2 separate regions of the Homo sapiens genome follow, and region 2 is linked to region 1. A link is a loop called in an ENCODE intact Hi-C map of the cell type or tissue named here. Cell type or tissue: GM12878. All regions are shown on one strand. Each heading gives the region's core, and the rest is flanking DNA. Links, peaks and the distances in the headings are about the cores only. Region 1 overlaps STK33 (serine/threonine kinase 33). Region 2 overlaps STK33 (serine/threonine kinase 33).

What was found. Peaks named below come from ENCODE experiments on the same cell type or tissue, not always from the same donor. Only the 100,000 strongest peaks of a DNase experiment are listed, where the experiment ranks them.
Region 2: it touches region 1 in a loop (2.0-fold over the local background); 4 of 110 quality-filtered maps call a loop at or near these places.

What each region holds. Positions count from the first base shown.
Region 1 is chr11:8,471,408-8,487,235 of GRCh38, reverse strand. It overlaps STK33 (serine/threonine kinase 33), which reads left to right. Exons shown (of 16, transcript NM_001352389.2): 2 at 6,622-6,826; 3 at 9,953-9,986; 4 at 10,485-10,549; 5 at 12,170-12,555; 6 at 13,960-14,073. The coding sequence starts at 12,331. Among named protein-coding and RNA genes, the nearest start is that of STK33, 110 kb to the left of the region's middle. In GM12878, for the core only: no CTCF peak of the experiment used is centred there; a DNase peak (open chromatin) is centred at 9,325.
Region 2 is chr11:8,526,325-8,542,152 of GRCh38, reverse strand. The region is part of intron 1 of STK33 (serine/threonine kinase 33); the gene reads left to right. Among named protein-coding and RNA genes, the nearest start is that of STK33, 60 kb to the left of the region's middle. RefSeq lists an enhancer at 8,455-8,674. In GM12878, for the core only: a CTCF peak has its summit at 8,691; DNase peaks (open chromatin) are centred at 8,672 and 9,492; H3K4me3 peaks cover 1,120 bases; H3K27ac peaks cover 2,626 bases.

The DNA of each region.
Region 1 (15,828 bases), core at 4,557-12,556:
CCCTGACTGGTCTCAAACTCTTGGGCGCAAGCAGTCCACCAGCCTCTGCCTCCCAAAGTGCTAGGATTACAGTCATGAGCCACTGTGCCCGGCCTCTGTGAAATAACTCTTAAATTCATGTTTTCTACCTAGATTTCTCCTTGTCTCTGGTCCTAAATATCCACTACCTCTTACAACTCCATTTTGGTGTAATTAAGACAAAGCAAACTTGGCACATCCCAAACTGAACTGGTTATTTTACTCCAGATCTGTTCTTCCTCCTGTCTTTACTGTCTCAGTAAATGGCTGCTATCTATCTCAGTTTTCAATGTATTGACTTTTCTCTTTCCCTCATCAGGTCATAACTGATTAGTTACCAAGTTCTATCACTATACATCTTAAATACCTCTAGAATTTGTCTACTTTTCCCATCCCTGATTCTGCTTTCCTAGTTAAGGCCACAATTTCATCTTGCTTAAAACAATTGTAATGATTTGCTGCTTTACATCTCCTGCCTTGTCCTGCCTTCTATACATTCTCTATACTGAAGGTAGAATGTGCTTTCCAAAAAGCACATCTTATTATGTCATTCTCTCACCTGATAAACAGTGACTAACAACATAAACACCATCTCTGCCTTCAGGGAGCTTTGGGTATAGTGAAGGATACAGACAAGGAGGTGACCAAGTACAATTCAGAGTATGATATAGTAAGTGTACATAGGAGAGGCAGAGACTCAACCAAGACTCAAGATTTTAAGAGAATTTCAGGGGAGATGATGTCTAAGCTAAGATTTGCAGGAAGAGTAGGAATTATACAGATGAAGAGAGGAATGGGAAAGAGTGTTCCAGGCTGAGAGTACACATAAGAAGGCCTAGAGAAAGCACTGGATTCCAGGAAATGAAAGAAGTTCTGTATGTTGGCAAATTTTGTTAAGGAAGTAGTATGAGTTAAGCCTGAAGAAGTAAGCTGAGACCATATCACACAGGCTCCTGTATGTCATGTTAAGGGATCACTTTAATCTCAGTGCTTTTGGGAGCCACTGAAGTGGTTTTTGTTGGGAAGAAATATGATCAGATTTGCATATTAGAAAGAGTATTCTGGCTAGAGTATGGAGAAAGCTTTGAGAGTATGGAGATCAGATGGCTTAGTTGGAGTCAGGTTGACCAGTTAGGAAACTCTTGCAGTAATCCAGGCAAGAGATGATAGTGGTGTGGACTAGGATTGTGATATTTGGAATAGAGAAAACTGATGGATTTGAGAAGTGTTTTAGAAATAGAATGGACTTGTCAATGTTGAATGTGGAGACTGAGGGAGAGGGAGAAGCTAAACAAAATTGTTTGCATTATTTAGTTAATAAAGCTATCTATTTCAATAGCTATTTAGAACATAAAGCTATTATATGTTTTCAAGTATGTACATATATTACTGACGAGAAAGTAGTGTTTTGTAGTTTTCTTTGAAAAATTATGCCTGATGTAAGTCTAATGACTTAAGCTCCACTAAGTAGAGTTTACTGTTCATTTGGCAAAAGCTATACAGCCAATGACTGAGTCAACTTATTTATTTCTGTGAGCCTAGCCTTGTATTTCCTATTGAGATTCAGTGATTAAACTGGTCAACTTTATAGTCAACTTTTTCTTTTCTGTTATAAGCATAAAGCTACATGAAATTGTTGCTGTTAGTTTTCCAAGGCTACACAAAGATGTTTCTACTCTGGACTTTTCACAATAAAGCAACCAATAGAACATTTTTGCAATTTTCTGTTTGTAGTATAGTGGAATATCTGACTAAAGTCCTGCTGATTTTAGGTTCAGTTTGACTTGGTCACTTTTTAATAAGACAAATTTATGTCTACATGACTTTTGTTATCTGGTTAAAAAGTGTGCTTTGAAACAACGTTCTTTGAATTTGAAGGCCTGTGTAAAAGTATATAATTTTATCACTAATACATGAAAAGAGAATCACTTACAATTTTTGCAGAAGAGGTCTGGAAACTCATATTTTTAGACTTTATATTCTTCTGCATGGACTTTTTGGAAATTATAAACTTATAACCTCTACTTCCCAAATTATTCTGGTATTTGTTAAATGGCTATGTGGTTGGATACAGTATTGTTCAACAAAAGTAGCTTTCAGTTTAATTTTAATCAGAATCATCAATGTATTTTTATTTTAGGAAATAAAGGAAAACAATATTATTTTTTCAAATGTTACAGAAGACATTTTTAATCTTCATTTTTAAAGGGACATGATGATTTCCTTTTAGAAGAGAAAAATCCCTTGGCTCCAAAAGAGAAATCCTCTCTCTTCTCAGTTGCCTTTAAAATCTTGAACCTGTCAGTGAAATTGTATAATCTACTAATAACATGCCTAAGGCTTATTGCCTTTTCTTGGGCAACAGAATCACCAATTGATGTGCTCTATCGATTTTAATCACACTGTTTTTATAGTTCCATTGCAAGGTTTCAAAAACTCACCAAATAAATCTGTGGATACAGATGCCTCCTTTCTCTGAAAACCTAATCATATATATACTATTCCTTCTCAATCAGTTGTTAAGGTATAATATAGTCAAATAATTTTTATTTGATAGACTTTGGTCTTGGCTAAATTAAAATGTTCTCTTTGCTATTCAGCATTTACATATTTAAATTATACAATTCTTATAAATGTGGTATCTGAGTGCCTTGTAGCATTCAGAATTTAGCATGACAAGTTGCTCGTAGGCTATTCCATCAAGACATTCCCACTACAGCTCAGCTGCAAACATCTAGAGCAAGCTCCCGTAGGGTTGTATTTTAAGCTAGCTGTGAGCTAATTATATGGCAATTTGTATCTTAGAATCCATGTAGAACAATATTTGGAGCATTAGGTTGAGAGATTATGACTGCTAAAATAATTTCCTGATGCTGTCATGCATCGGGTTTTGACAGTTGCACAACAGTAATAAAGCCTCCATTTATTAGGAGCTTAAAACATATCAGGACTTTACATACATGATACCTTATCCCTAAAACAAATCTGCCATTCAGATATATACACACCATCTATACATGTTGCATATGTGGGGGCTGAGACAACATAGGTTACTAGGGAGGAATTTGAGTGTTGGTCTGACAGTAAAGCTTGGGTTCTTTCTACTTTAGCATGAGTACAAACATTTCGTTTTAAGTTTGTGTACATGAAAAATAGATGTAAAATTGTCTCAGAAGACTTTTGAGATTTTAATGTTGAATAACTGTTTAGAAACTTGGGGTCTTTAGACTCTCAAATGGTAGAACATTCATGTTCTATTTCTTAAAATTGATATAGCTTTATTGGCAATAGTACTGAATTTGGAGTAGGGGCATTTGTGTGTATATATGTATAAAATAAAGAACTTAATATTTCATTGTGGAAGTTACAGTGAGAAGCATCCTTTGGTATTTTTTGTAATTTTGGCACTCATTAGAAATAAGCCATTTATTCTGTCACGTTGAAACACTGACTATAGTGAATTTGTCACTAAATTTTAATATGTTCGTTCGGCAGTAGATTTTGATTGATTGTACTGGCTGGAGCCTATTCTTGATGCTCTTTAGCTTTACAGTTTATATTTTCAGCAGACATTGATGCCCTGTGCCCCCTCCATTGCAGAGTTTCAATTGCTTGCTGAAGAGTTAGTGTTGAATTTGGTGGCCACTCTCTGTTCACTAAAACCTGTGTCTGATTAGGGTCAGTTTTGGAAGTGCCCACCTAAGACTATTCCATTACAGTAGCCTTTTCTTTTTTGCAGCTCTTCAGTACAAGAGCCTCATGTCCCACTCCACCCCATCCATCTTTTGTGCCTATTCTTCAGTGAAAATACTCTTATTTAACCCGAATCTTTTCTGAAAGTGCTTCTTCTCACTTCTCATCCCAGGAGAGAGACTCGACTTTCTCTCTCCTATTTTTCTTGCCTTCAAATTGAAACCACCTCCTTCCATTCATCTGGAACCACAGGTTCTGGGCCCTTGCATGTGCTGGTGTCTCTACTTGGAGAACCTTTCCTTGACGTGTTCACAGGTGAACTCTAACTCATTCCTTGTGACTTAGTTTGAGTATTACCTTCCCCATGAAACTTTCCCTCAGCAAGTGAGTAATAATGATTTTTAAAGCAATAATATGTGTCAGACAAAGTACTAGAAACTTTACAAGTGTTATATAGTTAGTCCTCACAACAATTACATAAGATAGTTGCTGCTGGCCGGGTGCGTTGGCTCACTTCTGTAATCCCAGCACTTTGGGAGGCCGAGGCAGGCAGATTATGAGGTCAGGAGATCGAAACCATCCTGGCTAACATGGTGAAATCCCCATCTCTACTAAAAATACAAAAAAATTAGCTGGGCGTGGTGGTGGGCGCCTGTAGTCCCAGCTACTCGGGAGGCTGAGGCAGGAGAATGGCGTGAACCCGGGAGGTGGAGCTTGCAGTGAGCCGAGATCACGCCACTGCACTCCAGCCTGGGTGACAGATCGAGACTCTGTCTCAAAAAAATAAATAAATAAATAAATAAAAAATAAAAATAAAAAAGATAGTTACTGCTGTTATCTTTGCTTTACATACAGGGGAACTGAGCTAATAAGGGATAGGAGTAGAATTCAAACCCTGGTATCTCTCATTCTAAAAATTGTATGTGTCCCACTGGATCATGTTACTTCCTGGGCCACTCCATCTTTTGTATCACTTTTATACTTTGTTCATATTTATTATCATTATCGTAATCATTATGAGTGAAACCTATGCCTTCATAATCTCTTTATCCATAATTCAGTCCTTAGTATATCACAGGTATTAAAGTGTGTGCTGGATATATACATAAACTATTAGATGGCTGGATTCTCATTTGGCCTGTTCTCTTGGACCTCTGATGCTCTTTGCTGGACTCCTAACTGCCCTCTAGATGCTCTTACTGGTCAGACTTATAGAAAACTTGCCATTAAGTGCCTTTTCTTATTGGGTAGTTCTGGTGCCACATGCACTCTTCTCTTCTTTCCTGTTTTGCTGAATTTAACAGCCATGGCACATTTATTCCTCAGCTGTGACATTCTAAATGCTTTTGTTCTGGCTACGAGTCTGGGATTTGTGTGCTGTGGATAACTGGCTCATCACTGGGATCAAAGGAAACAGGCTCTCCCAGAAAACAAGCATTCTTACTTGAAATTACGTGGCTGGGGAGCCTGGAAAGTTATCTTATGTCTCACATGAATCTTTTTGGTCTTAGCTATGATTTACACGCTTTATTATGAAAGAAAAACAAACCAGTTATTGTTAGTTACTCTGTCTGCAAAAATATTGATATTTTGTTGAATATGAAGATATTAATAATAATGTTTATTATGACCAATGCCTATAGATGTTGGGGAGTAGGTAAGGCCAGGAGAAGCCCTTGGGTTTGACAATATGGTCCATCACCAAAATAAATACTTATGTGTTTATATCCTTCTAGACTCCTGAAAACCAAAAATGTTGTCTAGAACATAAGATGGGGGTGCAGTTATAGCATCTTGTCTGATAGGAAGCCTTTCAGAATCAGGTGGAAATTTAGCCTGGCTGGAGTCAGGCTAGGTGTAGGGGTTTTGAAGTTTTGCTCTGAAAGGAAAGCTACAAGATGGAGTGAGGACTGCATTATGGTGGAGGTGCAGTTTTTGGCCTTGGAGACTCCACAGATACATTCAGACTTCTTTTACATGTCAGGTCATTGTCTGCCTTATGCTGGGTACTTGCCTTGTTTATTGTATTTGTAAGCTCCAAAACACTGTTTCCATCAATCAGTTAATGACTTTCAGTCAATAATCCTTACTTAATGGACGTCTTTTGCTGGACATAAATGGCAATGTAAATAGGACATGGTTCCTGCCCTGGAGGGGCTCACAGTTCAGAGTAGTTTTTGTTGTTGTTTCTGTTTTATTAAATTAATATTATTTCTGCTAAAACTTGAAGACAGGGATTTTGGAATCTGTTGTTGGTGTTTTGTTGTAGACTGTTTGGAGTTGTCAAGTTTGCAGAGGTCTGGCTATAAGGGGAAAGTTGCCTGGACCCTTCGATTGTGCTTTCAACCCTTGAAAGTGATCTTGAGGATCAGAGTGCCTTTCCTCATGTGGAATGAAACATCCAAGTCAGAATGTTACATCACACATTTCCTCAGCTAACTACCTAGTTTCCTGGAAAGTTGCTGGCTTTGGACAGCTCCTCTCTCTCGGTACTCTTGAGAATGTTTGACGTAGAGGACAGGCACTCTGACTATGGAATTTTACATTAATATATTTATTAGTGAAAAAGTTTTAATTGGTGCTTGATAGTCAAAGCTAGCAGACTTCCCAGATTTACTCTCAAATTCCTGATCTTATTGATCTTTTGCTTATTGGATTAAGATTCCTGAGTATGAGGAGACTATTTTCTTTTCAGCTTCCTGGATGGAGCACAGCAGAGCCTTCCTGTTTGGATCCTTAGAGTGGTTTTACTTCTTCAAGAATCTATTGAATTTTTTGTCTGCCTTAGCTACATGTGGGCCCCCTTGCTCGCTCTTAGACCTATTCTCTGATTTCATGAAGGGGAAGGCGGGATTATTTCCTTTTTCTTACAATATTTTTTCTTCTATTTTTTATCTTTTTCTTTTCTAGGCAGGGCCACTACTTCTCAGCACATCCGGCCTTCTGGCTCATCTCCTCCCTGCATCTCACTACGCCCCTCCCCACTCCAGGGTAAATTCCAATAATGCTGCTCTGTTCCAGATGGAGTTCATGTTGACTGAGGTGAATTTTAGGGCTGTAACTGGTTTGGTCTGATCTGGATCCCCATTATAATATTGAAATCTCTACAGTGGAGGTGAGGAACACTGCCACTTCTGTTCCTTTAAATGTCTGCTACATCTCAGATGATCGTTGGGAGTGATTCATCTTCATATAATTTTAGGGCTAGAAGGAACCTCAATACGTCCTAGTCTGTGCTTAAATTCCCCCATTGCTTCCCTTCTTCCACCTGATGCTCCAGCCTCTACTCAAACACTTGTAGTCCCTGAGATAGTCTTTCCTTTTATCTTTGACAGCTGTAAATGTCAGGAAGCCCTTTATATTAGATGGAAATCGGCACCCACTGTCTCTTCAAATCACGTAGAAGTCTAATCCCATATGCCTAATCCTCTTCAGAAATGTGAAGAGAGCTCTCACATTCCCTTTGAGATATCTCTTCTCCATATGATCCCCTCATTTCTTTGACGACTTTTCCAATATTCCTGCCTGTTTTTCTAACTAAATGATTTGTGATTCTGGCTCTTTTCCACAAAATCAACACTCAAAAATTTTCATTGAGTGCCTATTATGTATAAGGAAGGGCCTGTGCTGGAGAAAGGTCCTTGGCTTCTGGTTGCTTATTTTTTTATTTGTTATTTTTTTTGAGACAGAGTCTTACTCTGTCACCCAGGCTAGAGTGCAGTGGTGCGATCTCAGCTCACTGCAACCTCTGCCTCCTGGGTTCAAACGATTTTCCAACCTCAGCCTCCTGAGTAGCTGGGACTACAGGAGCACACCACCACGACTGGCTAATTTTTGTATTTTTTGTAGAGACGGGGTTTCACCATATTGGCCAGGCTGATCTCGAACTCCTGACTGCAAGTGATCGGCCTGCCTCCGCCTCCCAAAGTGTTGGGGTTATAGGCGTGAACCACTGTGCCTGGCCAGCTTCTGGTTGCTTATAATGGAGAGGGAGAAAAGACTGATATCAACAGGGAAGAATCAGGGAGAGGGTTTCCTGGTTTATCCACTGTCTCTAAACTGCAATTTCTGTTCTCGCTTTTTTTTTTTTTTTGAGACGGAGTCTAGCTCTGTTGCCAGGCTGGAGTGCAGTGGCATGATCTTGGCTCACTGCAATCTCCGCCTTCTGGGTTCAAGCGATTCTCCTGCCTCAGCCTCCCTAGTAGCCGGGATTACAGGTGCATGCCACCACACCCAGCTAATTTTTGTATTTTTAGTAGAGATGGGGTTTCTCTACTAAAACCCCAGGTTGGTCAGGATGTTGGCCAGGATGGTCTCGATCTGACCTTGTGATCCACCCGCCTCAGCCTGCCAAAGTGCTGGGATTACAGGCGTGAGCCACCGCACCCGGCCTCTGTTCTCGCTTTTAACTGTCAGTATAGGGGCCACATTTAAGACTGTCCTTCCGTATTACTGCTTAATCAGTGAGGAACATCATGCAAATTAAAATAGAAAGGAAAAGTTAATAGTAAACATCACTCAAACATTTAAAAAAATTCTGAAATAATGTGAATTTTAAATATACTGTAAATCCTTTTATAAGACAATACAGACTCATTTTCCTAATCATGCCCTTAATGAAAAGAATAAACAAGTGCTAGTCTTCCTTAAAATATAGCAATATCATCTAGAAAACTCACTGGGCCCTTCTTTAGGCTTTGTAAACATGTTACTAAAGCAGTCAGTCATTTGGCTTGGTCTGCAGAATGTCAGACAATTCGTAAGTTTTTTTTTTTTTCCCCTTTACTTGAATAAAACACATTTTGACTGAATTGACTATTTAGGTTTCTTGTAGACACAGTCTTAGCAAAGAAAACTAAAAAAATTGCTTTTGGAGAAGAAAATTATAGCTAGTTATATCTTATAAAACCATTCTTGTGTTCATTTTCTTGAGGAAATTGCTGTAAGTGTATCTTCTAGGGCCAATATGTAAAAGACCTTTTTATGATTAAATTAAAGCCCAGGGATTTTCATTATCAGAATTGTTTTATTGACTTGCCTTAGTTCTAAAAATAAAATGAAAACCTTAAGCCAAAGGAAGGCTCATGTATTAGTTAAGTACTGACATAATTTGAACTTATTTTATTTGCTTATATTATGTCCAGTACCTATGTATGTCCAATCTTTGGAGACACAAAGAAACATTATTGTATTAGAAGATTCTTTGGTTTTTGTAATACATATTTTTATATCTAAAGTCCTGTTTAAACATAATTCCATGATTCTATAGAAAAAGAGCTATTAATCTTTGTGTTTACATAAGTTTGCAATACTTGATTAATTTTAAGCCTCTAAAATATGAGTGACATCATTTGTCCTGTGAAATAGTAGATTTGTTTTAGTAACAAATCTTTCAGATCAATTCGTAAATGAGAAAGAAATAAATGTGAGTAAACATTTGTTCTATCTTGGTTTTTGTTTAAACTAAAATAATTAGAATTCAGCCAGCCAAAAAGAAGTTAAATTTGAAATCTAATTCTTGTCAAGAAATTTTGCATGCAGCTATTCAACCTGTTGTTTTAGAATTGCTGTGGTAAGAAAGTAGAACATTATTTTGGCAAATATAGCACTTGGTAGACTGGAGAGCAAAAATGAAACTTCTCAGTGAGTAATAGAAAGAAATCCTATGCTTTATGCATATAGCTACCAAGTACTTCTAAGGCAACTGATAAATTAGAAGACTGGAGCGAGAAAGTACTCAGAAGTCTGTGACAATGTCAGTGATATGATAATGACTTATTGAAAAATTGATGAAAATTAAAGGAAATGCTTTCTGAACAAAGCTAAGAAAAGAATAGCTGTTTTTAGATCCCCCAAAATCTATCTTAAAATGAAAATTTTAATATTTAAAGATTCCATTGAAAATTTGTGAATATATATATTTGTAAACCTTGAAGGATATGGTAAGTATGCTTTTAGGAGTACTGTTTATCATGAAAGAACTCAGCTGCAGTTAAATAAACCTGTACGTTACGAATACTTCTTACAATTTCTTATAAAAAGTACCATAAAATCAATATTCTTAATGTATGCAAAAAATGATGTTTTACACATCTGACATGGGACTTCTCTACACCTCAGAGAGAAAGCACTATTTTTCCCAAACAGAAAGCCTATCATTTGCAGATCTACTCCACTGCTCTGAGTCATTGATGGTTATGGGTTTTATATTTAACCTGAAATGCAAAACATTTTCTTCTAGGCCTGAAGTTAAATCATTTTGGAAAGTGATACAGGTACATTCTGAATTTTCTTTGTCTTGCTACATATTCTTGAAAAACCAGGTTAAGTGTTTATAAGAGATGTGTATGTGTGTGTGTGTGTGTGTGTGTGTGTGTGTGTGTGTATTTTGAGTGGCATCAGTTGCATTCTTTTCTTCCTCTGCCTGTCTGGAGGGCACTTTTAATGTACCTGTCCTCATACTCTCCATTATGAGTTTTAATCACAATAGAAATTTTTTTCCCACCACTTTGATGAAAGGTCATATTTATTGGGCAGACTTATCTATTCTATTTAATAATCTTATAATATACTATATACATTACCTGGGGTAAATGTAAGTACAGCATTTAGGATTTTAAAATCTATTTACAAATGAGACTGACCTGTAAATCCCCCTTTTGGGGAATACTACTATGGTCAGATTTTGGTTATTTTAAGTGAATAAAATGAACCGGATGGCTTTGCATGCTCTGAAACCATTTATATAAGAATCATCTGTTCAATAAAAGTAGGAGAGGACTCTGCTATGAAACTTCCTGAGTGAAATGATAAGTGGCATGAAGAAAAACAAAGCAAGGTAAGGGGGGAGAGGGCATGGGCTTGTTGTTTTAGATGAGGTGGTTAGGAAAGCCTTTCAAATGAGCAGAAGCCACAGTGAAGCATGGGAGCAGACCGTGTGAATGTTTGAGGGAAGAGCATCCCAGGCAGAGGAAGCAGAAGGGCAAAGCCTTGAGAAGGGAGTATACTTGGCATATTAGAGGAGCAGCAAGAGGCTACTGTATCTGAGAGAAAGGAGATATGAAAGCTGAGAGGTAGTGAAGAGTACGTTTATTTGGGACCGTATAGGCAAAATTCAACAAAATTTCTTTGTCATTTCTGTTTCTTAAGCTTACTCTTTAATTATGTTTTTCTATCTTTTAGATTTGACTGCACACTTAGTATATTTTTATCCTTTCTCCTCTGATTTTAATAAAGGTTTAAGAATATAAATTTTCTTTTAAGTGCAGCTTTGCCTGCATTCTGTTAAGCTTAATGGCCATAAGTCACATGGCTACCCCTAATCTAAAAGAGAAGCCCGGAAATGTAGGATGTTAATGAGCACATTGCTGCCCCAAAGAAGATCAGGATTCTGTTAGTAAGAAAGAATGAGAGGACAACTTTTAGGTAAACTACTAGCAATATCTTTTATAAAATCGTATGAGCCTGGCAGATTTTCCTGCCAATCACAATAGATAAGGATTTGATAAAAGCACAGCTTTCTGATTAGAAAACCAGGTATTTCTTTAATGAAATAAATATATTTAATTTCCTATTCTAGTCAAGTTTATTCCAGTTCAAAGGATAACAGTATATTGCATATATCCCCAGGTTTATCAATCTATGACTACAGAATCTACTTTTAAAGACTGTCTGAAATGGTATAGCATAAAACCATAATAATGTACTCCCAATTACTTCTGGAAGTTTCTCAAAGTACTCCTTTATATGTACTGCAGAGTGTATTTTTCTTCCTCCTCAACTGAGATCTTTCCAACTTGCCACCATGCAGCTGCCAATGGTCCTAGTTAAGTAAAATGCTGCCATACCTATTTTAGACTCAGGGAAAAATAGCACCCACTCATTTTTATTTTTGCTCAATATAAAAATGAGGATACTTATGAGGATACTTAAACTTTTAGGATTAGCTAGTTTTCTAAAAATCGAATTATTCACTCCTTTGTAAAGTATGTAATAGGAATTTGCTCTAATAATCAATAGATTAAGGTTTAAAATTTGAAACCATAGTAATGTATGTTTAACACCAATATTTTAAGCCTTTTTAAAAACCACAACCCACATTAAGAAATACATTTCATACTGTGATCAAGTACACACGCACACACACACTCTATACATATATGTCTGTCCAATTAAAAGTTTCACAGAAATTTCCAAGGAGGTATGCTAAATATTATCTCTTTGATTCTACTTTATTTTTAAAAAGTGGTATCAACCCACAAAATGGATTTCATAACCCACTACGCAGTTTGATAAGATGCTGTTTTAGACCATGCTTTTCACCAGTTTTGTGGTCCTATTTTGTCCTTTTCATGTCTATACAGGATGCTTCTAGTGCTAGTTGCTAGCTTTTCTCTGATTTCCAGGATGGTAATAGGTTAAGAATTTCTCTAAATGGTTATTTCTTTTCTTTCTGCAGCTCTCACGTGTGAATATGTGTCTAGTGCATCCTTAACCTGAGGACTTCACCAGTTCGAAATTACAGTTTTCACCATCAACTACCTTATCCTTTTTGGCCTGGTTTTCTTCCTCAAACAGTGGAAACATTTTTAAAGTTGCTTTTGTTGCAGAGTTAAACAAATGGCTGATAGTGGCTTAGATAAAAAATCCACAAAATGCCCCGACTGTTCATCTGCTTCTCAGAAAGATGTACTTTGTGTATGTTCCAGCAAAACAAGGGTTCCTCCAGTTTTGGTGGTGGAAATGTCACAGACATCAAGCATTGGTAGTGCAGAATCTTTAATTTCACTGGAGAGAAAAAAAGAAAAAAATATCAACAGAGATATAACCTCCAGGAAAGATTTGGTAAATATCAAAGATTCCACATCTAAGCACAAGTTGACATCCCGTTCCCTAATGGTACTCCTAGCTTCATCCATATCCCATGAGTTCTTGTTAGCTAATTCATTGCCTTCATAACTATTAAACATTTCTTTCTCACAGAAGAGGTGAGTAAATTTGGTTAGTAACTTGTTATATGATGTTTCAAACCACTGCCCAAATTAATTATTTCTCAGGACATGAGGTAATTAAACACGTTATACCAACTTCTTTTTTTAATGGTTTATACAGAAATGAATTGGTTTTCAAGTTGAATTAAATCTGAATTTTTGAGTATTTTCTTCAACTGATGGAGAATTAGATTTATAGTTGTGGTTAAGTAAAGGGTAGTTATGGCTTTGTTATTTAAGTTGTGGTTGTCTAGGTGGAATATCAACTATACTTTACAAAATCAGTTTGCATTAGTTACAAATAATCTATGGCTACCCAATTGTACTGATTTCGATGTATTCATCATTTTTTTTTTTTTGAATTGGAGTTTTGCTCTTGTTGCCCTGGCTGGAGTGCAATGGCACAATCTCAGCTCATCACAACCTCTGCCTCCTAGGTTCAAGTGATTTTCCTAGCTCAACCTCCTGAGTAGCTGAGATTACAGGAATGCACCACCATGCCCAGCTAATTTTTTTGTATTTTTAGTAGAGAGGGGGTTTCTCCATGTTGGTCAGGCTGGTCTTGAACTCCCGACCTCAGGTGATCCACCCACCTTGGCCTCCCAAAGTGCTGGGATTACAGGCATGAGCCACCGTGCCCAGCCATATTCATCTTTATATAGAATAGGCAGTGTGTAAGATTGTGGTTGATACAGCACAACTTTGGAGACAGAGCAATAAGCCTAAGAAAAGTCAGGTTCCCATTCCTCAAAATTTTGCCTTCTTCATATGTTCTCCCTTGACTGTTATTTCTGATTTGTATTATCATATAGTTACTGCCATATGGATGTATCTGAGTGAGTTGTTACTATGTTATTTTCACTCAAAGCATATTTTTGAGTGGCCAATAATTTACTTATAAGCTGTTTGATAATGGTTGTTAAATTGTGAAAGGAGAGTGATTGAGAAAGCTATAAAGTTGCTTTCTTTGATTTCAGAGAATCACTAGGTAAGCTTTGATGAATCTGCTATGCTGGTTATCATGTAGACTTTCCTGGATTCAGGGGATTGGATTGAATATCTTCTTAAGGTCTCCTTTAGCCTAATGAGCCAATGAATTGCATAGGGCTTAGAATTTGAAAAAGACAGTAAACAATCTTGTGCATAGTAAACATGGCACACGTTAAAGAGTTATCAGATTATCTAAATTAGGATTCTTTGTCAACAAAGAATATTACATCTTAAAGTTTTTTTTTTTTAATTTTTTTTTTGGTCCCAGCCCTCAAGAACCTCAAATGTAGAGAGAAAAGCATCTCAGCAACAATGGGGTCGGGGCAACTTTACAGAAGGAAAAGTTCCTCACATAAGGATTGAGAATGGAGCTGCTATTGAGGTATATAGAAAGCAAATGAAGCTACTGTGAACTTTCAGGTTTCTTCTAAGTCAATGGTTAATAGGAAAAATGATTGAAAAATAAATCTCTAAGGAAAGGAAGTAAAGAAAAGAGGAAATGTACCATTTTCAAGTATGTTAACATTTTTACTAAAGAAAATACAGATTAATTATCTTCTGTTTATGGAGGACCAAGTGGATTTTAATTAAAGTGGAGAACATTTTCATTAGCTAAAATGAGGATAGTTTCATCTTCAGGTCTTGGCCGTTGCTGAAAGCAATAGTGGAGTCTTTGTTTAGACCTTTTCATGATGCAGAGATGGACCAGGTAATTTTAGTTTGGCTGTTCACTTCCTTGATAGTGAGGCCAGAATCTCCCTCATGAGCTCCTCCATCTTTTCCATCCTGCGATTGGATAAATACCAATACTATTTTTCCAGGATTCAAATTATTATATAAAATAAGAATTAAATGTTAGAACAATAAAAAAATTAAAATGTGTGTTTTTAACATTAAAGAAACTGCAATAAGAACAACCACAACAAGAAGAAAATTGTGTTAATATTACCATTTAAATTGCTTTGGGGCACCACAAATTGCACCCATATAAGATGGTATACTTAATAAATGTATATGTTCTGATTGCTCAGCTGACTGACCACTCTTCATCTCTCTCCCTCTCCTTGGGCCTCCCTAGTCCCTGATACACAAAAATATTGAAATTAGGCCAATTAATAATCCTACAGTGGTTCAAGTGAAAGGGAGAGTTGCATGTCTTTCACTTTAAATCAAAAGCTAGAAATGATCAAGCCTGATGTCAAAACTTGTTTTAAAAGATATTTGGCAACTTACTTGAAATGATTAGAAAAGCTGCCTGGCCTGAAAAACTCTGACACACACACACACAAGTTTACCAAGTTTTAAATTTAGTCTTGGGCCAGGCATGATGGCTCATGCCTGTAATCTCAGCATTTTGAAAGGCTGAGGAAGGAGGATCACTTGAGGCCAAGAGTTTGAGACCAGACTGGGCAACATAGCAAAACTCCTTCTCTAAAAAAATTTTTAAAAAATTAGCAGGATATAGAGGCATTCGGCTGTAGTCCTGGCTACTGTGGGGTGCTGAGATGTGAGTATCACTTGAGCCCAGAAGTTTGAGGCTGCAGTGAGCTATGATCATACCACTGCATTCTAGCCTGGGCGACAGAGTGAGACCTTGTCTCCAAAAACAGTAAAATAAATAAATAATAAATTTAGTCTTAAGAGCTTTTATAAAAGCAAAATATGTTCATTGTGAAAAATTAGGCAAATATAAGTGTGGAGAAAATAAAAATTATCAACCAGATATAACCAATTTAAAAATTATTAACTTCACTTTTTCTATGCATGTACTAGTTTTATTTTATTTTTCTTTAACATTTTTCCTGTTTTAAATTAGAGGATATTTCAAATATATATACATATTTTAAAGAAGTAACTTTAACTTGGTATAGTTGAAGTTGAAGCTTCTATTCCCCCATAAAATATACTCATTTTAAATATTTTAAACATTTCAGAAGAGTATAAAGAAGGAAATTACAAGCATCCACAATTCTATTACCCTTACATAGCTACTATTAATATTTAGATGAACATTTTCACAGATATCCATGTAAGCACCTCCTCACACACACATTGTCATAATGAAATCATATCTTATATGCTTTTCACACTGTACACTATGTCATGGACTTCTTCTGTGTCAGTAAAAATAGATCTA
Region 2 (15,828 bases), core at 5,061-13,060, 54 kb before region 1:
AAAGAACCTACTATTTCTTGATCTTTTGAAAAGTACTTTGTACCTATGAGCAAATTCTTACAAAGAAACCTTCTAACGCTTATTTTTCCTCCTTTAAAAATGATCCTATTCATCTTTTGTTTTAAAGGCTCTGTAGCTTATTGGTACTGCATAAAAATTCCATTATTATAGAGACTGTTCTCTTTGCTTCTCTGCTGCATCTTCTTCTGAAGTTATGAGAGATGTGAAACATAGTCTGAAAATTCATTCAAAGCTTTAAAACTTATTATATCCAGGAGAGACAGATTTAAGATTGCTGAGGTTTCTGGTTGAAGTACTTCAAGCAGAAATCCATACTCCATTAGACTCTCTAACACTGTGACCTTAATTTTTCAGATATTTTGCTCTTTAAATTGAAAGTAGTATTTTAATACAATTTAAGTCTTTTGAAGGGGCTTGTAGTACCACAGACAGAAGTTGTGAAACATTTGAACAAATGGAAAGTAAAATAGCAACGAATTTAGGACTATATCAAAGTTTTAAATTTCAAAATATATAGTGATATAAAGATATGTATGGAACATACTTTATGCACTGGAGTTGGGGGAAAAGCTATTTAGTAAGGAGTTGTTCATACTGTACTTAAACAGAATTTCTTTCATTGGATATTTTTCTTGGCATTGCCTAAAGAGTTTCTGATTAGGAGTGGTTGTTAAGTTCTCTGAAGTTAGAAAATTTACTTTGTATAAAACCGTGGTCTGGGTGAAATGAAAGTCTACCTGGACAATAGCTACTGAGTTATCTTGCTTCAACAGATAAAGCAGGAAATGTAAAACTGTAAAACTGTATTATAGTACTGAATCACGAAACTGAGAACTATTTTTTAAAAAACCTCTTTGGAAAAGGAGAGATGAAAAGCCTCTTGTTCTTTTATTAGTAAATTAGGTCAGTTTTTAAATAATATGTTCATTGAAATATACACATTTCTCAAGTAATGATATAATTTAATTCAATTTATATTTTAAAGGCATAACATCTGAACTGAATTCTTTAGAGGTCCTTAATTGCTTCATCTATTTTCCATTGTAAAATGTTGTTTCAAACCTAAATTTAAAAAAATGTGTTATGTATATTTGAGGTTTACAGCATAATGTTATGAGATATATATATATATATATAGAGAGAGAGAGAGAGAGAGAGAGAGAGATAGTAAGATGGGTAGTATAGTGAAGCCGATTCACATATCTCATCTCACATAATTACTTTTTCATGACAAGAGCAACCAAAATTTAGTTATTTAACTAAAATGTCTAATATAATACAATTTGATTAACTTTAGTCCTCATGTTGTGTATTATCTCTAACTTGTTCACCCTACATATCTGGTATTTTGTATCCTTTGATCTGCATCTCTTTGTTTCCTCTCCCGCCCCCTGCCCATCCATGGTAGCTACTGTTTTGTGCTCTGTGTATTTGAACTCTTTTCTTTTTAAATATTCCATGTATAAGTGAGAGCCTGTGATGTTTTTCTTTCTGTGTCTGTCTTTTTTCACTTAGCATAATATCTGCTAGGTTTGTTTTGTAGCAAATGGCAGGATCTACTTCCTTTTTAAGGTTGAATAATATTCCTGTGTGTATATGCGTGTGTGTATACACACCACTGTTTCTTTTTAAAATTTTATTTGTCTTTTTTTTAAAGACTGGGTCTTGCTCTGTCACCCAGGCTAGAGTGCAGTGGTATGATCATAGCTCATTCAAACTCCTGGACTTAGGGGATCCTCCCACCTCAGCCTCCCAAGAAACTAGAACTACAAGTACACCCCGCCATACCTGGATAATTACATTTTTTTTTTTTTTGTAGAGATGGGTTATCACTATGTTGTTTGCCTGGTCTCAAACTTCTAGCCTCAAACGATCCTCCCACCTTGGCTTCTCAAACCACTGAGATTCCAGGCATGAGCTACCACACCTGGCCAACAGTTTCTTTATCCAGTCATTCACTGACAGACATTTAGGTTTTTTCATATCTTGGCTATTGTGAATAATGCGGTAATCAACATGGGAGTGCATATATATTTATGAGGTGAGCAAAAGGTCTTCTCTTTTGGGTATACACCCAGAAGAGGGATTGCTGGGTTGTATGATAGTTCTATTTTTAATTTTTTCGGGAACCTCCATACTGTTTTCCATAATGGCTGTACCAGTCTATATTCCCACCAACAGTGCGCTAAGGATTTCAGGCCTAAATTGATCATATAATCTTTCTTTCAGTTTGCGGCTCACTGAAGGGTGATACATCAAATATTATTTATTTATCTATAGAAGCTTAGCATTTACATTAGCTCCTATTTACGTACTACAGTTATGAGTTAGCTATTAAGGGTGTAATGTAACCTCACTGAGTTCCTTTATGTATATTCATGATAGTTAAATGCCAAATAAATCATATGTCTATCTTAATGCCAAGTAATTATTGCATCAGTTGCTAAGGGGCATTCTTTATGATGAAGAAGCAATTTCAGGTAGATTCTTCGAATCTTTTGCTATCCTGCTGCAATCCGAAACTATTGGGTTGTTTACTCTTATTTATTGGTGTTGGTATTTTAGGGGTGCTCCATTGTTTCAGATCAAAAGTGAACAGATTCCTACCTGTTTGTAGGACATAGCCTGTTTTTGCTGAGACTTTGGTGGTGTCGCTAGGTCAAGTATTTCATCTTCATATTGGCCAGCTGGCTTGCTCCCTTGCCTTGTTCACTGATACACTGATTCTTAAACGATCACTCATGGCCTCATCAGACCAGGGCAAGAGAGATTCATCACCTCACTGAGGGAACATTTTGAGATGCAGCACCGTGTCAGAGATTGCCTTTAAGCCCCTAGAGAAACGGGCTTGATAGCAATGTAAGTCTCTATGATAATGGGCTAGGTGAGAATCTTAATTTTTACTTCGTTTTAAATTTTTGTTTTTTAACAAAGTTATCTACAATTTTGTTTTTTCAGAAAGTCATTATTGTTTTTTTTTCTCCTTCAGAATACCTCTTCTGTAAACTTTACAGGTTGTGTAATAGTAAAATCCTTCTGGCTGGAGCTGATACTTCTTGGATAGGTTACATATCAAGGGACAAAGAGATTCTGGACAAATCTTAAATGTACAAAACCCAGTTTATATTATCAGTAATATTTGAAAACATTTCTCTTATTTTTAGACATCCTTCTTTTGTCAGAAAGGTTAATTGGCCAGATAGCAGTGGTTCATTGGCCTGTAATTATCATCTGAGACAAGCGAGTTCCGGACCCTTGACTTTTAGGAAGTCCTCCTGTTAGAAGATCATAGCTCCATATTCTTTCCCTTTTTGACATTTTAAAAAAGTAGCTGACATCCTGTTTATCGTTCATTCTTTAGAGACATGCATATGTGTGTGTGTTCATTCATTCAACAAGCATTCGTTGAGCACTAGACACATGTAGGAAAGAACACATCTTGTTAGGTTAGGTCGCTCTGCCAAATTCACGTAAAATTGCCTATCTTCTTGAGCCTTTTGTTTTTCTAAAAATATGCCTACTACTGGCTTTTTTCTTTAGTTAGTGGCAACAAAGTAATCTTTTATAATACCTATGATGATGACTAAAATGACAAGATTCACCCTAAAATTTCCCTGTATAGGAAAACAATGACATGTTTACACAAATAAAGCTACAGTAATACATTACTGGGGGCATGATGGCATACTGATTTCAACAGCATGGACTTTGGAGGCAGACGGTTTGGATTCATATTCTAGCTTTACCATTTACTAGTTGTGTGACTGCAGGCAAATTACTTAACCTCAGTTTCCTCATTTGTAAAATTCAGATAATTGTAGTGCCTACTTCATAGAGTTGTTGTAAGTATTAAATGAGTTAATATGTATAAGATACTCATTATAGTGCCTGACACATCATGCTATTTAAGTATTAGCTTTTGTTATTGTTACTCTTTTTTTTTTTTGATACTGTCTGGCTCTGCCACTGAGGCTAGAGTGCAACAGCGCATTCTTGGCTCACTGCAATCTCTGCCTCCCACGGCTGAAACCATCCTCCTAGCTCAGCCTCCTGAAAGCTTGGACTACAGGTGCACACCACCATGCCCAACTAATTTCTTGTATTTTTGGTAGAGACGAGGTTTCGCCATGTTGCCCAGTCTGGCCTTGAATGCCTCGGCTCAAGCAATCCTCCTGCCTCGGCCTCCCAAAGTGCTAGGATTACAGGCATGAGCCACCATCCTGGCTCCTATTTTTTTTTTTTACTCAAGAAAACTTCTGATTCATTAGTTACTTATCCATTTTATTTATTTTTTATTATTTTTTTAATTTTTTTTTTTTTTTGAAACAGAGTCTCGCTCTGTTCCCCAGGCTGGAGTGCAGTGGCATGATCTCGGCCCACTGCAACCTCCACCTCCCTGGTTCAGCCTCCCATATTGGCCAGGCTGGTCTTGAACTCCTGGTCTTGATCTGCCTGCCTTGGCCTCCCAAAGTGCTGGGATTACAGGCATGAGCCACAGCGCTTGGCACATGTCCATTTTAATCTCATGTTATTCTAAACAATAATGTGTACTACAGAAAATCACTTATCATACCAAAAACCAGGGAAATCTCAACTTGATTGAGAAAAGTCAGTAACAGACACCAATATTGAGATGACACAAGTGTTGGAATTATATGACAAGAACTTTAAAGCAGCCATGGTAAAAAATGCTTCAGTGAGTAATTATGAACACACTTGAAACAAAATTTAAAAAAGGCGGGGGCCAGGCATGGTGGTTTACGCCTGTAATCCCAGTACTTTGGGAGGCTGAGGTGGGAGGATCACTTGAGGCCAGGGGTTTCAGACCAGCCTAGGCCACATAGCAAGACCCTGCCAGGCATGGTGGCTCATGCCTGTAATCCTAGCACTTTGGGAGGCTGAGGTCGGCGGATCACCTGAGGTCAGGAGTTCGAGACCAGCCTGGCCAACATGGTGAAACCCCATCTCTACTAAAAATACAAAAGTTGGTCAGGTGTGGTGGCGGGTGCCTGTAATTCCAGCTACTCGGGAGGCTGATGTGGAGAATCACTTGAACCCAGGAGGCAGAGGTTGCAGTGACCCGAGATGGAGCCACTGCACTCCAGCCTGGGTGACAGAGTGAAACTCTGTCACAAAAAAAAAAAAAAAAAAAAAAAAAATCTTTTTTTTTTTTTTTTTTTTAATTAGCTGGGTATGGCAGTGCATGCCTATAGTCCTAGCTACTTGGAAGGCTGAGACAGGAGGATTGCTTGAGCCCAGGAGCTCAAGGTTGCAGTGAGCTATGATCATCATGCCATTGTACTCCAGCCTGGGCAACAGAGTGAGACCTTGTCTCTTCAAACAAACAAACAAACAACAAATAAACAACAACAAAAAAAGAAAAGAAAAAGGGACATTTCAGCATAGAAATAGAAGATATGAAGAAGAACCAAATGAAATTTTAGTAGTGAAAAATACAACAATTGAATAAAAAACTTACTAGCATTTAGGTTCAGACTTGACTAAATTCTACTTCAGTTGTTAAACAATAAAACTTCATAGCTGGTGCTTTGTATTTCCTATTGTATTACATCATGAGCACATAATGGTTTCTGGTTGTCCTACTTTTAAGTGAGGCTAATAGTGATTAATCTGTTCAGGTGGTATCAGCCTGTTCCTTCCATTGTGAAGTTCCTTGACCAATCTTCTCTTTATTCTTGGTGTTCTGAAATTTTACGGTGATTATTGAGGTGGATCTTTTAAAAAAATTAATTTTGCTCTGAAGTCTCTGGGCTCTTTCACTTTGGAAATTCATGTTCTTTTAAAAAATTTGTACAAATTTATGAGATACCTGTGAAATTCTGTTGCATGTAGATAATGTGTGCAGTAATCAAGTCAGGATATTGAAGGTGTCCATCACCTGAGTACAATACATTTTTGTTAACTATAATTACCCTACTCTGCTATCAAACATTGAATTTATTTCTTCTATCTAACTGTATGTTTGTACCCTTTAATTCAGTTCTCTTCATCCTCCCTCCTCCCCACGTTCACCCTTTCCAGTCTCTCTTCTCTACCTTTCACTCTGTACCTCCATGTGATCAAATTTTTAGCCCCCACATGTAAGTGAGAACATGCGTTATTTGCCTTTTTGTGCCTGGCTTATTTCACTTAAGATAATGACTTCCAGTTATGTCCATATTGCTGCAAAATGGTATGACTTTATTCTTTTTTATGGCCAAAGAGTATTCCATTCCAGTATTCTAGTATATATATACCACATTTTCTTTATCTATTCATCTGTTGAGGGACACTTAGGTTGATTCCATATCATTACTATTGTGAATAATGCTGCAATAAACATGTGAGTGCAAGTATCCCTTTGATATATTGGTTTCTTTTCCTTTGGGTAGATACTGAGTCGTGGGATTACTGCATTGATAGTAATTCTTTTTTAGTTTTAGTTTTTGAGAAATCTTCATACTGCTTTCCATAGTGGCTGTACTAGTTTACATTCCCACCAACAGTTTATAAGAGTTCCCTTTTCTCTACATCCTTGCCAACATCTATTATTTTTTATTTTAATAATAGCCATTCTGATTGGGGTAAGATGATATCTCATTGTGGTTTTGATTTGCATTTCTGTGATGATTAGTGATATTGAGCATTTTTTTCACATGTGTTGGCCATTTGTAGCTCTTCTTTTGAGAAATGTTTATTTATGTCCTTTGCCCACCTTTTAGTGGGACTGTCTTTTTTCCTGTTGAGTTGTTTGAGTTCCTTGTATATTCTGGATATTAGTCCCCTGTTGAATGAATAGTATGGGGAGAGGTAATGGTCTGGCTGTGTAGAACCCAGTGATACTTTTGAAATTTTTGCATTGATTGGGAGAACTTAAACCTGTAAAGTGCATTAGTAACATTTTAGAAATAAGCCCAATAACTCAGTATATGGACCATTAATGCTTCTCATACTGAGGCTTAGAAAAAATCGGAAGACAGTACCAGACACTGTGGTGACACGTTCATACCCAAGCAGTCATGGCAGAATATCCATGTTCTCTCGTCTATTTTGTATAAAGGAAATATTTTTTCCTAAGACTCATCTCTGTACCAGGCTTAGGGATGACTTTCCATACTCTCTCTCCCCTTCTCTGACGTCTTTCTAAGGTGCTTAGAGGACGTTATCATCCCAGGGGAATATTTTAACTCTTTTTATTCCTAAACATTTTACTTAGAATTTAACATTTTCCCAGAGACAGTGTGAAGTCCTTTCAATGGCAGCCTTTGATCTCCTTAAGATCTATAGGACTTTATAGGGATACACTTTCATTTATGAGTATTATAGATTGCAGTTCTCTAATTATAACAATTTCATTTTGGTGTGTCTTATGCCACTCAAAACAGTATAATGCCCACTGGAACCACAGATTTGTTTTCAATGGATGATGATTTAATATGTTACAAAGTTGAATCTAGCCATTTTTTTATGCCTTAGAACAATGAGTTCCAAATTGACCCAGACCACCTCAGTATGAAAAAATTTACCTTGACACACACACACACACACACACACACACACACAGAGAGAGAGAGAGAGAGAGAGAGAGAGAGAGAGAGAAATATATATACTTGCTGGAACAAGTTTGAAGAAATAATACCCTTATGATCAATGTTATACTCTTATACTTTCTATTCTATTTAATTTAAAAATGTGTGCCCACCAAAATGACCTATAGTTTGTAAAACATTGCAGTGTGGTTCTTCCTATTTTTGGGGAGTAGAGTGGGTTAGGCTGTGGACTGTTTTGGGACTCTGATGAATGTACTGGAATCTTTCCTCAGAAAAATGCACGTATAAACAATTTTTTTTTTTTTTGAGATGCAGTCTTGCTCTTGTTGCCCAGGCTGGAGTGCAGTGGTGCGATCTTGGCTCACTGCAAACTCTGCCTCCCGGGTTCAAGCGATTCTCCTGCCTCAGCCTCCTGAGTAGCTGGGATTACAGGCGCCTGCCACCACGCCCGGCTAATTTTTGTACTTTTAGTAGAGACGGGTTTTCACCATGTTGGCCAGGCTGGTCTTGAACTCCTGACCTCAGGTGATCCGCCCTCCTCAGCCTCCCAAAGTGCTGGAATTACAGGTGTGAGCCACTGGCTCCGGCACATATACAGTTTGAGGGCATAAACATGGACTCTGTAGTTCTGAATGCTTCCATGCTAGATACAATTTGAAGTTACCTTGCTTTGTTGATACATTTCACCCAGCATGACTGGACAAATATTATCAACTGTACAGCAGATATTCTGCCCTTCTTTCCTTTTGCTATGTATTATTAATACAGGGTTACCAGAGAAACCATGTAATAAATAAAACCACAAACAAAACCATGTAACAAATAAAACTTTATTTTACATATCAAATTCTTGGGGGTCTTTATTTTAGAATTGGAGCCACAGCTCTGTAGGAATGTTTTGGAAGACTGGCTTTTTGTTGTGAACTTCTGCCTTCCCTCCCTTTTACTTTTCATGCTTTCTCTTTCCTTTCTTAAATATTAATGGTGTTTTTTCTGTGTGCCAGGCTTTGTTCGTGCGGAACTGTAGTGGTGAGAAAAACTCCATGTCTGGGCACGCCTGGCTGATCTTCACCTCTTTCTTCTAGGACCTTCCTCTGGGGTTAGTTCTCTGGTGCCACCTTCAGTGATCTGTGTGGCAGCTCTGCTGCTCACTTCTGGCTTTACTGGGTTTTGGTATTTAACTGTTGCTTACGCACACTGGAAATTTTCACCTGCAGTTTTTCTTCTGCCTAAGGTAACAAACATGTACACATATTTTCTTGTGCCATTTTTCTTTTGCCTAGAACAACAGACTTTTTTTTCTTTTAAGTAATAATGTAAATATGCAAATCTTGAAATGTAATTTCTGCTGTTGATATACTCTGGGCCACTATTTTGGAACTAACATCATGGGAAAAGGGTGTTAATGTGCAAAAATTACCTCAAAGTTTAGAGTTAGCATCTTTGAAAGATGTTTTGACAATAAGGACATTTTCAACTGATAAAATGTTGGTTTATAGCATTTGAAACATTATTCATATTCTTTCAAGAGCAGACATCAATCTCAGAAGTCTTGTGTACAAACATGACAGAATTGGTCTGTATTATACTCTGATAAAAATCACAAAATGGTTTTATTTTTCTACTTTTTTATGAGTGTGAAACATTTGCATATTATTGCAATAACTTCCATAGCCTTTGGAGCAAAATCTGATATATTGTTTATGGTGCAGTTAAAAATGGGTGCATTACATTCATATTTTGTTGCAGTTATCCAACAGATTTTGAAAATAATCTTAAACCTTATATATTTTATAATCAGGGTTAGCAAACACACAGCATGCATGCTGCAAGTTACCCTTTCAATGTGTGTAGAAGACATCTCTAATCAATTGCAACGTTGTTTCCTGCTGAGCTTGGGCAGTCTCACATCCTCTTCAACATAGTGATTTGGTTGTTGCTTAGTGCAGATAGCCTGTGCCATGAAAACTATTTGTCATATTAGTTTTGCACCTTAACCAATGGAGCGAATATGTCAGCAGAATATCCAAAAAGTCTGCTTAAGTTTGGAAAAGGGAAAATATAATGAGGTATAATTGAGGTAGAATAAGGTAGTGGTTTAGACAGGGCACGGTAAACTTTTTGGGCAAAGGGCCAGATGGCAAGTATTTTAGGTTCTGTGGGCCATATGGTCTCTGTCATACCTACTCAACCCTGCCATTGTAGTGCAAAAGCAAAGATAGATAATAAGTGAATGAATAAACCTGTATGTATTCCAATAAAACTTTATTTATAAAAGCAAGCGACAGGCCAGATTTGGCCACTGGGCCATAGTTTGCTAACTCCTGGTTTAAATCAGTGCTACTCAAAGTGAATTGTGTGAATAAGTGATGGTAACATCACATGTGTGCATGTTACAAATGTAGATCCCTGTTCTGTACTCCGAACTTACAGAATCAGTCTGGGATGGGGCCCAGGAATGTGTGTTTATTAGCTGGTGAGGTTATTTTGAGGCTCACTAAAATTGGAAAGTCCCTGGTTTAAATAATATTACACTTCTCTTCTTTAAAAGTTTCATATACCCCAGCTGTGAAACTGCCTGATGCATTTATTTTAATGGCTGATCTTTAATCACTTTTCTTATCTCTTCTGTGGCATTTGATCTATCCAAGTTTTTTACTTCTTGGGTCATAATTGGGAATTTACATTTTGCTAGAAAATTATTTCCTCTAGGCTTCATATTTGTTGCTGTGGCGGTTTTAAAACATTTCTGCAAAATTTTTGACATTCCTATCAAGATGTGAGTTTATGCCTACTTTCCTTGGGTCTAGGCAGGCTTATGACTGCTTCAACCACTGGAAGATGGCAGAAGTGATGCTGACTTCCAAGGCTGGTTCAGAAAAGGCTATGCAGCTTTTTCCCGGTTCTGTGGGAGGCTCACTCTGGGGAACTCAACTGCCATGTAAGAAGTCTGGGTCTTCCATGCTGGAGAGCCCATATGTGAGCATCCCCATTGATAGGCCAAGCTAAGCTCCCAGCTCAGCTCCTGCCATCCGCCAGCATCTGTTGACAGCTGGTTGGCATCTTGGATAAACAGTGTAATTTGAGCTTTCACAGAGCTCCAACCCAGCTGTCATCTCAACGTAATCACATGACAAACCCAGCCTAGCTGAGCCCTGTCTGAATTCTTGACCTAAAGCATCTGTGAGCATAATAAAATAATTGTTTTAAACCACTAAGTTTTAGGGTAGTTTGTTATGCAGCATTTGTAAATAGCACGCAAAATTGCAAGTACTATTGTCTTATAATTGCCTTAGTATCTTTCTTACCTGTATTTATGAATTTTTTATACTCCTAATCATTTATATATTTTTCTCTCAGTTTCCTTTAAGCGAAGTTGGGGGGTATTTATTTTATTAATCATTTCAAAGATCAATTTTTAGATTTCTTCATTTTACAATTTGAGATGTTTAAGTTTTATTAATTGAAGCTTTACCTTTATTCATTTTTTTCTTCCTACTTTCTATGTATTTAATTGTTCCTATCCTAGTTGCTAAAAGTGAGCACTAATTTTCTTTTTCATCTTTCTTGCCTCATAAAAAATGCTTTTGAGGCTGGGTGTGGTGGCTCGCGCCTGTAATCCTAACACTTTGGGAGACTGAGGTGGGCGGATCATCTGAGGTCAGGAGCTCAAGACGAGCCTGGCCAACATGGCAAAACCCTGTCTCTACTAAAAATAGAAAAATTAGCTGGGCTTGGTGGCAGGCGCCTGTGGTCCCAGCAACTCAGAGAGGCTGAGGCACGAGAATTGCTTGAACCTGGGCGGCAGAGGTTGCAGTGAGCCGAGATTGCACCACTGCCCTCCAGCCTGGGCGACAGAGCAAGAGTCTGTCTCAAAAAATAAAATAAAATAAAAGAGAAATGCTTTTGAAGCTTGAAGCTATAAGGTTTCCTTTAAGTTTGGCTTTCACGGCATCCTATTAAGTTTGCTATGAAACATTTTCCTCTTCCTTGTCTTCTGTTTGTAATTTCAGTTTTTATATTCTTTTTATCACAGCATTTTGAAAGTGTTTCTAAATTTCCAAATAATTTTTTCTTTTTTATTCTTGGTGGTGGTGGTGGTAGATTTTTTTCCCCCTATTTTTCCAACATGTGTAATAAATACACATTTCTCCACTGGTACAAGAAAATAAAATTTCAACTATTTCCCCCACCAGGACCCTCTCTTCTTCCCTTACCAGTAAATTTCCTTTTATTTTAGAGTGCTTTTACTTCCTGTTTCCCCACCAGAGACATTTAAATGCTCTTTTGTCCGCTATCTCCCCATGTCTGACCTTAATGCTTAATACCTCCTTCCTTAATACCTAAGTGTAAAAAAAACCAGTGTGGTAATTTTTGCCTCAGACTATTATTAGGTTTTTATTACTTATTTTGCACTGATACTACACATTCTTATTCGATTTCAGGACACTGTGTGATGCTCTCCACATTCTCATCTTTGTAGATGCAAAGCCTCTCTTCCATCCTAAGGAGCAGGCAGGACTTCATACACCTTTTCCGCCCCCTCTCGCACCAGCTCATCTGGGCCAGGAAGACCAGCATGTTCATTTAAAAACATCCAGCTCTGTCTGTTTTTTGGGGGAATATACTAGTTTTCTCTTGCTCACGTAACTAATTACCACAAACTTAGTGGCTTAAAACAATATGAATGTATTATCTTATTGTTTTGGAGGTCAGAAGTCTGAAATCAGTTTCACTGGGCCAAAATGAAGGTGTCAGCATGCCTGTGTTCTTCCTCGGGGCTTTTGAAGAAAATGCATTGCCTTGCCTTTCTCAGCTTCTAGAAGCCACCTGCGATCCATGGCTTATGGTCCCTTTTTTTCATCTTTAACGAGTCTTTCTCATACTGTATCACTCTGAGACTCCTATTATAACATCTCCTACTATTACCTTTGCCCTTTTTTTCCCTCCTTATAGGGATCCTTGTGATTACTTAGGGCCCACCAGATAATCACATCAACAACAGCTTTTTGCCATGTAAGGAAACATATTCCCAGGGTCAGAGGGTGAGCTTTTTGGATATCTTAGGGGGAGGGAGGCATTATTATGTCTACCAGAGGGGCCCATAAATCTCTCAAGACCAGGCTTTTCCTAGGAACCTTGAATTCTGAATCTTGTCCTATGGCTCTTTGCCACTAGACCTCAGTATATCTTTTGACTTAGCAGAGAAAAATTTGTCTTACACTAGCTTTCTCTGTGACCCCATAAGAGCAGAGGTTCTACTCACACTCTCTAGGCCCTACCTGCCTCTGGCCCAGGAAGTAAAAGAGTTAGTTTGGAGTTAGGAGAAGCATCAGCAATTATGTTTTCAGGCTGCCATGTTCCTAGAATCTTTGTCTCTACACTGTAAATATTATTGATGAATAGATGGCCTCTTATACTAAATAGTTTTAGACTGTAGCAGAGAAAACAGTTTAATGGTTAAGAACAAGACGGAATCAGACTGTTGGGATTCAAACCCTAGTTTCGCTGTTTACTACGTATGTGACCTTGGGCAAGCCATATAGCCATACTGACTTAGTTTCCTCATCTGAAAAATGGATAATGATGCTATTATAAAAAACAGGGATAATGATAACACTAGTAATACTCACATAGTGGTATTGTAAAGATTAAATGATATTGTAATTTATAGCAAGTGTTCAGTACACTACCTGGCACATGTTATTTCCTTAAATAAACTAAAATAGGCTCATATGCAAACATTTTGGTTTGTCTTCCATGCGCCTTTTTTGGACTCACCTACTGGCACTGTATACTCCAGCCATACCACAGAATTCACCGTAAAAGCTTTGAGGTGAAAAGCGTGTGCACATGATACAAAGGGATATGGCCACAGAAGGCCAAGAGGTCTTTTTCATAACTGTCGTGAATTGACTAATGTTCCAGGTTTTGGTCTTTAGTCTTAAAGGAATATAAATATTATCTTGTCTTTATCTCAGAATATTTGGGTTCAAGATTACTGATAGATATCATTGACCTAAGGGAAGAAACTGAGGCAAAATTAATATATTTGGGCCATGGTTGAAAACTGAAGCTCAGGAGCTATAGATTGAAGTTGCCCTGAGTATATGCTTGGATTAGCAGCAGTTACCAGTGGGAAAACAAGAAGTTAGGGAGCAGTTCCTAAATTGTTTACCAATCATTTACATTGGTTCATTAAAATAACATAAGTTGTTTGGCTATACATTGTTTTTTGTATCACAAGTTCCAGGAATATGAGGATAATGGTGAAGGACAATTGTACAACTTACGGTAACTTTTTAGATACTTTATCAGCTAGTCTGGAAACTATAGGAAAGGAAAGAAAAAACAAAATGCCTTTAAACAATTACTTGCAGGCATGGGTACAGGGAACCTGAGGGAAGTCTCATGCTCCTGACTCTCTGGGCTTGATACCTTTTGCATAACTCGCATTCCTCAGACTGCTCTGAGCCACTTTTCTTTCTCAATACTAACAAAGCTCGTGAGAAATCCATGTATAACACTACCCAATGCATATTATACTTACATGGACCTGACTAGTAGATTCTCTCCCTGTAGGTAAACATCATGAAAAAACACATTACAACTAGAAGGTTGTGTATGGAATATGAAATAAGAATGGGGATAATTTATATAATTCAAATATTTAATTAGATAATCTATAGTTGCCTTTTGCATCTATTTCTATGATAGCACCATAGGGATTACCTTGTCAGAGGAAATGTAGTAGTGGAAGTGTTTTGGTAAATGGGCTGTTTCCTCTGGAAAATACTCATATAGTCATTGCTATTGTGGTTGCTTCTGTGATTTTACTGTTTCTTCTCTATGCCTCATGTCTATGGAAACTTCTTCTTAGATATAATAATTTTTCTGGTTATCTTGCTCTGGTCTAAGAGCCACCATCTGTTTACTATGTATTGTTTTGTATAAATAAACCCTCAGAAAAGCACAGTATTTTGTTTAATTCCAAGTTCTTGCCATGGGAACAGCTTACTTGTGAACTGTGCCTACTTATGTCTTCCACCCCAACCCTCTTTTCTTCCTGGGGAAATACCTTGGGATACTGTTAAAAAAAAAAACAAAAACTCACTTCTTGTGAAACATAACAGCAAACAGAGAAATGTACAAAGCAAAAATGTACAGGTTGGTGATTTATCACAAAGCGAACACTCATGTAACCCATCACTCAGATCAATAATAGAACATTGTCAACATGCCAGAAGCCCTGCCTCAGGGCCCAGCCAGTTTGTATAGCTTTCTTTCCCTCTATCTTTTAGAATTTGGCTGGGCACAATTGCTCATGCCTGTAAGCCCAGCACTTTGGGAGGTCAAGGTGGGCGGATCATTTGAGGTCAGGACTTCTAGACCAGCCTGGCCAAGATGGTGAAAACCCGTCCGTTCCTATGAAAAATACTATATATATATATATGTTAGCTGGGCATTGTGGCGGGCACCTGTAATCCCAGGCTGAGGCAGGAGAATTGCATGAACCCCGGAGGCGGAGTTTGCAGTGAGCCGAGATTATGTCATTGCACGCCAGCCTGGGCAACAAGAGTGAGACTCAATCTCAAAAAAAAAAAAAAAAAGAGGAAATCTCTGTCTTTACTTTTACAATAATTACCTGTTTTCTTTTTTCCATCTAGGTATGTGTCTCTAGTTTTACCTTTTTTTTTTAACATATAAACAGAATCTTACAGTATCTATATTTTTGTCTGGGTTTTTTTTTTTTGCTCAGTATCATTTGTAATATTCATCAATGATGTCACATATAACTAGTTATTTTCTTTTTGTGTGTGTGTGTGTTTTTAGTGTATATATCTTACACATCTTGCATTAGATTTATACCTAGGTATTTGATAATTTTGATAACTAGTTGTTTTCAAACATGCAGAATAATAAGCCATTGAATGAATATACCATCGTATTCATCCAGCTGTTGATGGCCATTTGGGTTGTCTCCAGGTTTTTATTGCTATGAATTATCCTGCTCTGAACATTCAGGTACATGTATTTTGGAGCACATCTGCAGACTTTTAAGTTGGGAACATACTTAAGAGAGAAATTTTTGAGTTATAAGATATGCGTATATTTAACTTTAATAGATAATAGATAATGCTAAATAGTCTTCCAAAGCAGTTGTACCAAATAACTTTCTTTTTTTTTTTTGAGATCGAGTTTCCCTCTGTTGCCCAGGCTGGAGTACAGTGGTGCGATCTCGGCTCATTGCAACCTC